2 separate regions of the Homo sapiens genome follow, and region 2 is linked to region 1. The links are chromatin contacts, found by Hi-C or POLR2A ChIA-PET in ENCODE. All regions are on one chromosome and are shown on one strand. The core of a region is the stretch at or near the end of the contact, and the rest is flanking DNA. Distances in the headings are between cores, read along the strand shown. Region 1 has its middle 61 kb from the start of SLFN11. Region 2 has its middle 28 kb from the start of SLFN11.

Evidence for each region. A loop is a pair of places that touch in the nucleus more often than their neighbours do. ChIA-PET counts read pairs that join two places held with the same protein, here RNA polymerase II (POLR2A). Pooled maps may share reads with other maps.
Region 2: a map of heart right ventricle shows a loop between it and region 1 (8-fold over the local background). The contact joins two enhancer-like sites. A Hi-C loop is called at or near these places in 18 of 168 maps with a recorded cell type or tissue (B cell, CD4-positive, alpha-beta T cell, CD4-positive, alpha-beta memory T cell and 8 more), 11 of 37 single-sample maps with no recorded cell type and 26 of 50 pooled maps. POLR2A ChIA-PET finds 5 or more read pairs at or near these places in 11 of 52 experiments (CD4-positive, alpha-beta T cell, CD4-positive, alpha-beta memory T cell, CD8-positive, alpha-beta memory T cell and 8 more).

What each region holds. Positions count from the first base shown.
Region 1 is chr17:35,310,421-35,315,450 of GRCh38, forward strand. No RefSeq gene overlaps it. Among named protein-coding and RNA genes, the nearest start is that of SLFN11, 61 kb to the right of the region's middle. RefSeq lists enhancers at 1,267-1,768, 2,947-3,606, 4,268-4,926. Within about 2 kb of position 2,816, at least 20 of the 41 ENCODE cell types and tissues checked have a DNase peak (open chromatin) inside an H3K27ac peak, as active enhancers do; they include CD8-positive, alpha-beta T cell, gastrocnemius medialis, heart left ventricle and 1 more, where a contact is called at or near this core.
Region 2 is chr17:35,343,472-35,348,501 of GRCh38, forward strand. It overlaps the pseudogene LOC101060119. Among named protein-coding and RNA genes, the nearest start is that of SLFN11, 28 kb to the right of the region's middle. Within about 2 kb of position 3,045, at least 23 of the 41 ENCODE cell types and tissues checked have a DNase peak (open chromatin) inside an H3K27ac peak, as active enhancers do; they include CD8-positive, alpha-beta T cell, gastrocnemius medialis, heart left ventricle and 1 more, where a contact is called at or near this core.

The DNA.
Region 1 (5,030 bases), core at 1,566-4,065:
GATACACATAGGCCGAAAATAAAGGGATGGAAAAAGATATTCTATGCTAATGGAAACCAAAAAAGAGCAGGAGTAGCTATACTTGTGTCAGACAAAATAGATTACAAGACAAAACTTTTGGCCAGGTGCAGTGGCTCATGTTTATAATTCCAGAACTTTCAGAGGCCTAGATGGGCAGATTGCTTGAGCCCAGGAGTTTGAGACCAGCCTGGGCAACATGGCAAAACCTCATCTCTATTTAAAATAGAAAAACCACTCAGGTATGGTGGTGCATGCCTGTAGTCCCAGCTAGTCAGGAGGCTGAGGTGGGAGGATCACTTGAGCCTGAGAAACAGAGGTTTCAGTGAGCCAAGATCACACCGGTGCACTCCAGCCTGGGTGAAAGAGCAAGACCCTGTCTCAAAAAAAATTAACTTTTTGTTGTTTTTATTCATCTTATTGTACTGACTATGTCTTGAAAAGTTGGTTTTTACTATATTTGTTTATCATTTAATCTTTCTATTTAAGATAAGAGTAGTTTACACGGCACAGTTACAGTGCTATACTATTCTGTGTTTTTCTGTGTACTTTCTATTGCCAATGAGATTTGTACCTTCAGATTATTTTTTCTCATTCATTAATGTCTTTATTTCTGATTGAAGTACTGCCTTTCACATCTCTTGTAGGACTGGTCTGGCGTTTATGAAATCCCTGTTTCTGTATGTCTCGGAAAGTCTTATTTCTCCTTCATGTTTGAAGGATTTTTCACCTGATATACTATTCTAGGGTGGGTGTTTTTTTCCTTCAGCACTTTAAATATGTCATGCCAGCTCTCTCCTGGCCTGTAAGGTTGAAATGTCTGCTGCCACACTTATTGGGATTCCATTGCATATTATTTTTTTCTTTTCTTTTGCTGCTTTTGGGAGCTTTTCTTTAACCTTGAGCTTTGGAAATTTGATTATTACGTGCCTTGAAGTAGTCTTCTTTAGGTTAAATCTGCTTTGTGTTCTATAACCTTCTTGTAATTGGATATTGATTTCTTTCTCTGGGTTTGGGATGTTCTCTGTTATTATCCCTTTGAATAAACTTTTTACCCCTATCTCTTTCTCTAGCTCCTCTTTGTCCAATTTCCACTCTGTGCCTTTTAAGTGGAACATTTAGACCATTTACATTCAACGTTAATATTTATATGTGAGGTTTTTAATCCTGTTGTGATGTTGTTAGCTGGTTTCTTTGTAGTCCCGATTTGTGTAGTTGCTTTATAAGGTCTGTGAACTATGTATAATACTTAAGTGTGCTTTTGTGGTAGCAGGCATCATTCTTTCATTTCCATATTTAAAACTCTCTTAGGATATCTCGTAATGCTAGTCTAGTGGTAAAAAATAAGGTCCTTTAACAATTGCTTGCCTGGAAAATATTTTATTTCTTCTTTGTTTATGAAGCTTAGTTTGGGAAGACATCAAATTCCTGGTTGGACTTCCTTTTATTTGAGAATACTGAAAATAAGTACTCAATCTCTTCTCATTTGTAAGGTTTCTGCTGAGAAGTCCATTGTTAGCCTAATGGGGTTCCCTTGTAAGTGATCTGACATTTTTCTCTAGGTGTCGTTTAACATTTTTTCTTTAGTATTGACTTTGGATACTCTGGTGACTATGTGCCTTGGTGACATTTGTCTTGTATAGTATCTTGCAGGTGTTCTCCAGGTTTATTGTGTTTGGATGTCTACCTCTCTAACAAGATTAGGAAAACATTTTTGAATTATTCCTTCAAATAAGTTTTCCAGCTGTTTACTTTTTCTTCTTCTCTCAGGAATTCCAATCTTTTGTAGATTTGGTTGCTTAACATAATCCTATGTTTCTAAAAAATTTTACTCATTTTTAAACAATTCTTTATTTCTGTGTGACTGAGTTAGTTAGAAATATTGGTCTTCATGCTCTGAAATTCTTCCTTGTGCTTGATCTAGTCTGTTGATAGAGATTTCAATAGTATTTTGAAATTCTGTAAGTGAGTTTTTCAATTTCTGAAGATCTGATAAGTTTTAAAAAGATGCTTATCTCTTCCTTCATTTTCTGGATTGCTTTAGTAGTTTCCTTGCGTCGATTTTCAGCCTTGTCTTGGATCTCGTTGAGCTGCCTTGCAATCCATGCTTTGAATTCTCTGTCATTTCTGAGCTTCCTTTTTTGTTAGGGTCCATTGGTGGAGAGCTAGTGTAATCTTTTGGTGGTGTCACAACATTCAGATTTTTCATGGTGCTGGAATTCTTACACTGTTTCCTTCTTATCTGGAGAGGCTAGCACTTCTAATTTTTGTAATTAATTTAATGTGGAAAGAATTTTTTTTCTTTGCCTTTCTCCCCCACCCCATCTCTAGCAGGGTATAGCTACAGAGTATGTTGAGTAGGGCCTTCTGGCTTTGCTTCTGTAACCCTATGCACTTCTGTTGGCAGGTTTTACACTGGGCTGTGATATTTGATCTACAGGCCAGTAGATGGCGCTTAAGGGTAATTGTCAGCTGCGGCACAAGCAGAGGAGTATGTAACTGATCTTTGTTTACTGTGAAGTTCTCTCTATTGTCTCAGGAGGTGGGCTGGGCAGTGGAGAGCCCCCTACCCTAAGCTTTCCTGTTCTTGGAGGGTAGCTGGAGCCCCTAGCTTGCCTAAGAAGGCCCCAGTAGTGAGTGCAGGCACCAGCCCTGATGACAGTGGGTGGGTGGCTCCCGGTGAAATGCGCTGAGGTGTCTTTGGGGTGAGGAGGTTAGGGGGCTGTACTGGCTCCCCATCCTACATAGGCAGGAACATGATCTGTTTGCCTATCACACCCCTGTTCTGGGCGGGGTTGGTGACTCCTAGTTCAGACACACATAGCCAATCTCTGGACCCCTACGTGGTTGAGAGCCACAGGAAACTGTTTTGTGAGTCTCCGTGGGAGTGGTTTGGGGGCAAAACTTTGTAACTCAGCCCAATAGAGATAGCTTTGTGGCTCCTCTGTTTTCTGATGTGGTAGCACTGCTGCTTCATGTGAAGGGTGGGGCGGGGAGAGCTCCACCCCAAACCCTTACATGGTTGGTTATGGTGGTGTCCGCTGATTGGGTCCACCTGACCTCGGCCCCGGTGGAAGTTATCGGGTGGCAGCAGAGTTGGAATGGGATAGGTAGTTCCCCGTTTCCAGGACCCCAGACGGCCTGCTGGGACAGTGTATATGAGTCCGGAATGGGCTGGACCAGGGTCAGGCTAGCCCAGACTTCAGGTACGGGCTGTGATGACGAGGAGTGGGCTAGTCTCCCGGGTCGGTCACCGCTGAACTCTCAGGTGAGGGCAGGCAGAGCACTTGGGCGGTGGAATCCCAAGGAAGATCAAAAGCTTGGGGGGTTGGGTTTTCAGAAGGGCTCTGGGCTGCAGCTGAAAATGTTTACATGGGGCAGGGTGGCTGTGCTGTGGGTCTTTCACCGGGGAGGGCAGGACCCCTCAGCTGGGGCAGTGGGGACGGGGCACTCTTGCACTTCCCTCCCACGCAAGCAATGCTGGATTTCACTGCTGCGGGCACACAAAGGTGCAAAGCCTCCTCTTCCCACGCTGGCCTGGGGGTGGTAGGGATGGAGCCAAAAAGCTTGTTGCTGGCCTCAGGGAATTGGGCTCTCAAAGGAACCGAGCCATGGCCATAATTTCAGGAAGGGGCAGGAAGGCCGTTGTGGGCCGGAAGCCAGCGAGCCCGATTTGGCAGGGGACAGCAGACGCGGGGAGTCCTCGGTTACACAGTCTCCTCCTTCTTATCTCAGCTGAGACATCAGTGCTGAAGGCACAGGAAGGTGTCCAGCCTCCTTGTTCCCTCCCAGACCCGGGGGCAACAGGGGTGGAGGGGGAGGCAAAGGCAACAGAGATCGAAAAGGGCCTGTCAGCTACCTCAATGAGTCCTGCACGCAGAGGAACACCAAGTCTCCACCGCGGTGTTCGGGCAGGAATGGGGCGGGTGCACTGGGTGCCAGAAGGTGGTGAGCCTCATAGTGTATGCAGAGAGTTGCCCGGTGTGTGCAGTCTGTCCATTGTTCCTCCGTATCTTGGCTGTGACATCCATGCTGGAGGTACACACAAATGTGTCCAGTCTTCTTGTTCCCTCCTTGGCCTGAGGGCAGCAAAAGCGGAGGCAGCGGCAGTGGCGACTGTGGAGGGCTTGTCAGTTACCTCTGGGGAACTTGATCCCCATTACAAGCCATTACGAGCCACAGTGTTCAGGCGGGGTCAGGGCAGCTGTGCTAGGAGCCCAGGCCTGGGACCCTGTCTGGTGAGGAGCAGTGGGGATGGAGATGTTGTGCAGTGTGCAGTTTGGCCTCTCCTCAGCACCACAGCTGCACCACAACCTAGGGTTGTGCAGAAGAGGCTGGTCCCACTTGTTGGCAGGGCTGCATGGGGATCAAAGGCCCAGGGGTTCCACGTGGGCTTGAGTGTGCCTCTGCATAGACCCTCTGTAGGTCTGGAGGCCTACACAGTGGGGTGGGGGTTGGTCAAGGGACTCTCCCATACCCTGAATTGCAAAGACCTAAGTGTAGATTCCCCAGGGACTCTTTCTCTGCCTTAGGGAGCTTCTCCCTGCTCCAGCTCTGCCTCTCTCTCTGTTCTCTGTGGGTCCCATCACTTCCTTGAAGAAAATCCTAGCATGATCTCAGCCTATTCACTTGTAGAGTTAGTATTTACTCACTACTTTGTGTTCCTCTCTGAGAGAGAGGCAGGCACTAGCTGCTTCTACTCAGTCATCTTGAACCGGAACCTGATACTCTTCTTTTTTTTCTTTTGAGGCAGGGTCTTGCTCTGTAACCCAGGCTGGAGTGCAGTGGTGTGACCTCAGCTCACTGCAGCCTCAACTTCCCAGGCTCAAATGATCTTCCCACCCCAGCCTCCTGAGTAGCTGAGACTACAGGCACACATCACCATCCCCAGCTAATTTTTGTATTTGTTGTAGAGACAAGGTCTCCCTACGTTGCCCAGGCTGGGCTCATGTTTCCCAGGCTGGGCTGCAACTCCTGGGCTCAAGCGATTCACCCACCTCAGCCTCCCAAGT
Region 2 (5,030 bases), core at 1,795-4,294, 33 kb after region 1:
AAAGTTTCCATGACTGTTTAAAAATAACAAATGTTAATTTCTTTCTTAAACTATATGTCTGTTGTGGATCCCATTTGGCTCTACTCTTCATTGTTTTCATTCCAGGACCCAGACAAAGCAGCCAAATCTGGGTCATTGCCTATCTTATACCAGAAGGGAAAAAGAACATGGCAGAAACACTCAATGACTCTTAAGAGTTCTTCTTGGAAGTAACACACGTTATGCCTGCTTATACTTCATTGATCATAACAAGTCACATTGCCAAGCCTGAGACCAATGGGGCACAGAATATGATCTACTTCTGGGTAGGGATATCAACCTTATCAAACAATATTTCAATTTATCACACCATCTTTTGCTCCAAGATGACTGTACCAGATTCTGGCATCTTGTCAACATTTCAGCCAGCAGAAAAGAATTCACACTCTTTTCACGAGCACAATATGAAAATTATACACATTACCTTCCAATATTCCATTGGCCAGGCCTTGGGAACAAGCCATATCTATCTGCTTTGGAGCATGGGAAATACAGTTTGTGGTTTTTTGTTTTGGGGTATTTTTTTGTGTGTCTATCTTCCCCACTACCCCCAAAACCATACAGTTCTTACCTGGGCATCCCTATAGTGGGTTTTTTGTTTTGTTCTGTTTTTCTTTTTAATGTGGTCCAATAATTGTGTCTTACTTGGAATTTAGTCTCAACACTATTGAATAAATAACAAAAATCCAGTCTCCACTATAGGCTCTGCACAGCTGCCAATGCTAACGTGGAAGATGGCAAGGAGCCCTGTGCCTTGTCCTCTCACTCTGGGAGCACAGGCTGCAAGTTGGAAGGGCAACAAAAATGTTCTCTCTCCAGGTGTGAAACACAGTGGGCATGTAGAGCTGCGACACGGAGTGCCATACAACTGCCATCTGCAGGGTTGAGGTGATGGATGCCTTTCTTGGGTGTCAAGCTGAAAACAAGAGAACTGTGCTGTCATCTGAGGAGAATGTAATCACTCCTTCCACAACTGTTGCATGTCCCTGTGGGTACAACAGAGCAATCACTGACCTCTCTGCCAGCAAGACTGGATGGTCTAAAGAATAAGAGACGGAGAGTAGCAGAAGGCTTTCTTAGTGCACTTGCCCTAACCCTTGGTGGATCTTGTTATCAAGTGTCCAACAAAGGCTGGAACATTCCAGGGGATTAATTCTTCAAATAGGACACCATGAATCTGTCCTTTGGAAACTCATCAAGGCAGAATTTACAATTTCATCAGTTTTATTTTCAGGAATTCTCTACAATTAAGAAGATAATTTACTAAAAACAGTCTTTCCTACCTCTGAGGTGTGTGTCACACACACTGATTAGAAGTGCTATAGAAAAGAAAATTCCAAATCGAATGACCTTCAAAATTTGCCTGTTAATACCCAGGTGTGGAAACAGTTCCATTCATTCAGAGAACTTTTGTATGCTTGTGGTTGATCAGTTTTAAAAAAAGAGAATAGTAATAAATAAAGTACAGTTTAAAACCCAGAATGGGCAGGGTATGGTGGCTCATGCCTGTAATCCCAACAGGTGTGACTAGGATGAGAGGAGTGACACAGGGCCCGGCAAATGCAAAGTTGGATCCTCTCTTCATTTAGCATTTTTATATTTTATTCATCAGAAATGTTTGCATTAATTTTGATTTTAAAATATTGTTTATCTTGGTCACTGAGAGGTGGTGTTTCTTTGGTGCCCCCTTCAATTTTGCACTAGCAGGTGCCTCACTCTCCTGCCTCACTCTCCTTACCCAGCCCTCCCCATAGGCTCATTGTCTTAAGTGCGGTGATGATTTCAAGGGATTCTACATAGGCCGATATCCATCATTTTGTACACTTTAAACAAGTGCAATTTCATGTATATCGATTATAGCTCAATACAGTTATTTTTATAGTAATATATAAAGCAATAGAGCACAGGCTCTGTGCACTGGTCGCCTTTTCCCTGCAGCTGTGGTCTCCGTCCTAGTTTCTCGCATCTCCAGAATCCAAAGACCAAGACAATTCCCCAGGGTAATGCTGTCGGCGCAGGACCCGAGACTCCTGCTGCAGGCATCTTCTTTGGCTCCTCCTGAGGTGGGTGCTGCGCTCAGAGGCTTAGGCCCGCACCCACCTCCCTAACCCACGCCCCTCCGCAGCCGCCTGCTGCTCGCGCGCTGCAGAGATTGATGCCCACCCACCCCTTTTCCGGGCAGGCGAGGATTAGACAGGGTCCAACCCCAGGGGACGCTGGCCTTCAAGCCCACCAACAACTGGTCAGAGTGAGGATCCCCAGATCCGCCGGGATGAGGGGAGAATCTGAAGTTCGCAGGGTCTGCGAAATAGGCTGGAGAAAGCTCATTTACAGAGAAAAAAAAAAGACGCGGAACTGTCTTCAGGGCCCTCAGAAGTGGTTTAAATTCTCCGCAAGGAAACCGAGGCGGGTACTGAGGTCGGTCTCGCCCTTTCCAGGGCGCGCAGTGAGGTCACCCCGGGAACGGCTGTCACCGCGGGAGGAGAGCAGCCCAGGGAACTAAAGACGAGTCCAGTTACCAGGGAAATGTCCTGAACACGTGTGGTCATCCCTGCCGGAATGAGGTTGAGTGATTCCTTAGGTCAGGCACTGCGGTTAAGTCCTGCAATCCCAGCAAATTCACAGGCAGAGGCAGAGGCGGGAGGATTTTTTTTTTTTTTAAATTAACCAGGCCTGGTGGCCCTAATCTGTAGTGCTAACTACTCAGGAAGCTAAGGCAGGAGGATCCCTTTAGCTCAGGAGCTGGAGGCTGCAGTGAGCCGTGATTGCGCCACTGCACTACAGCCTGGGCGACAGAGCTAGTTCCTGTTTCAAAAAAGAAAAAATTCCTCAAATGTTAATTATGAAATATTTCAGAAGTACGAAAAAGTGTACCACCACCGGCGCTACCACTTCCACCTTGGCAAGTGAAGCCCCACTACAATGGAAGCGTCGGGCGTATCCTCCCGGGCCTCTTTCCCTCCCTCCCCGGCCCTTCCCTCTTCCGATTTCCCTCCCGCCCTTTCCCCTCCCTCCCCTCCTGACCTCGACTTCCTTCCCTTCTCTGTCTAAGGGGCAGGGCGGAAGATCGAGCCTCAACGCTGCCCCACACCCACGCTGGATTTAAAGCCCACGCTGTAGGCGTCTGTCTCCGCGGTGGCAGCGTTTTCCTGTCCTCTCCAGGACTGGGAGAGTGCAGCGCTCCTCGTTCCCTTTCCTGGTGCAGGAAAGTGAGACCGCCTTCAGCCTTCTCTCTGCGCCTCCCCAGACCCTCATCTCTCCAGTGATTCTTATGGCCCTGCCCTGGGAGGGGGTCACCCATTCAGCAAAAAGTCACCGAGGGCCCAAAAGGTTTTGCCAGAGAAATAGGACGGCTGAAAATGTTACCCTGATGGTACAAACGGAATAACCCCGTAGGCACACATAATTAGCTGTTTTCTGAGGGTATCAAAAGCCACTATGGGTGGAGTGCCTCACGCCTGTAATCCCAGCACTTTGGGAGGCCAAGGTGAGAGGATCGCTTGAGGGGAGTTCAAGACGAGCGTGGACAATTCTGAGGGACCCCGTAGCTACAAAAAAAAAAAAAATTTTAGCCAAATATGGTGAGCATGCCTGTAGTACCAGCTACTGAGGAGCCTGAGGTGCGAAGATCACATGATCCCAGGAGTTTGAGACCAGCTTGGGCAACAAAGGGAGACCTCCTCTCTACAAAAAAGAGAAACAAAATTAGCCAGGCTTGGTGGCCAGCGCCTGTAGTCCTAACTACTCAGAAGGCTGAGGTGGGAGGATCCCTTGAGCCCAGAGTTTCCAGGCTGTAGTGACCGCACTCCAGCCTGGGCAACAGAGCAAGACCCTGTCTCAAAAAAAAAAGAAAAAAAAAGAAAAGCCAATGCATACTGCTGGTGAGGCAGGATAGTTAGGCAAGGAAGTAACCATGTTTTCTGGAAGCAGCAGCCATGGTTATAAAATAACTATCATATGATCCAGCAATCCCATTTCTGGTTAATTAAATTTCAATTGCAAGCACCCTTTTCTGGGTATATATCTAAAAGATGTGAAATCAGTATGTCAAAGAGGTATCTACGCTCCCATGTTCATTGTAGTATTGTTAATAATTACCAAGATGTGGAATTAAACTATCCATTGATGCATGAACAGATACAGAAAATGTGTTACATACACACATACACACACTCTCAAATACACACCACACAAAATGAAATACTCTTCAACCTTAGAAAAGAAGAAAATCCTGTCATTTGCAACAACATGGATGAACTTGGAGGACATTAAGCTAAGTGAAATAAGCCAGGCACAGAAGGACAAATACTGCATGATTCCAATTATATGTGGAATCTAAAATAGTTGAACTCATGGAAGCAGAGGGTAGAAGAATGCCAGGGGCCGGCTGGGGGACAAAGGTCAGGGAATGGGGAGATGTTGGTCAAAGGATACAAGGTTTCAGTTAGGATGAATAAGTTCTGGAGATCAGTTGTACAGCATGGTGACTACAGAGAATAATAATGTATTGTATACTTAAGGGTATTAGAAACCAAGATCTGGATCCCCATTGCTATTTATTTGTTTGTTTAATTTGTTGATGTTGACTGTGGTGGATTTTTTTTTTTTTTTTTTTTTTTGAGACAGTGTCTTGCTTTGTCACCCAGGCTGGAGTGCAGTTGTGCAATCTCGGCTCACTGCAACCTTTGCCTCCCAGGTTCAAGTCTTTCTCATGCCTCAGCCTCCTGAGTAGCTGGGACTACAGGCTTGTGCCACCATGCTCGACTGAATTTTTTTGTATTTTTAGTAGAGGTGGGGTTTCACTATATTGGCCAGGTTGGTCTCAAACTCCTAGCCTCAAGTGACCTGCCCACCTCAGCCTCCCAAAGTACTGGGATTACAAGCGTGAGCTACCACACTCTATCTGTTATGACTTTTGCCAGATATCCTGTATATGCCTAATACTAGAACAATCTGAGCATCTAAATAAATAATGTAGCGTTGGAATATAA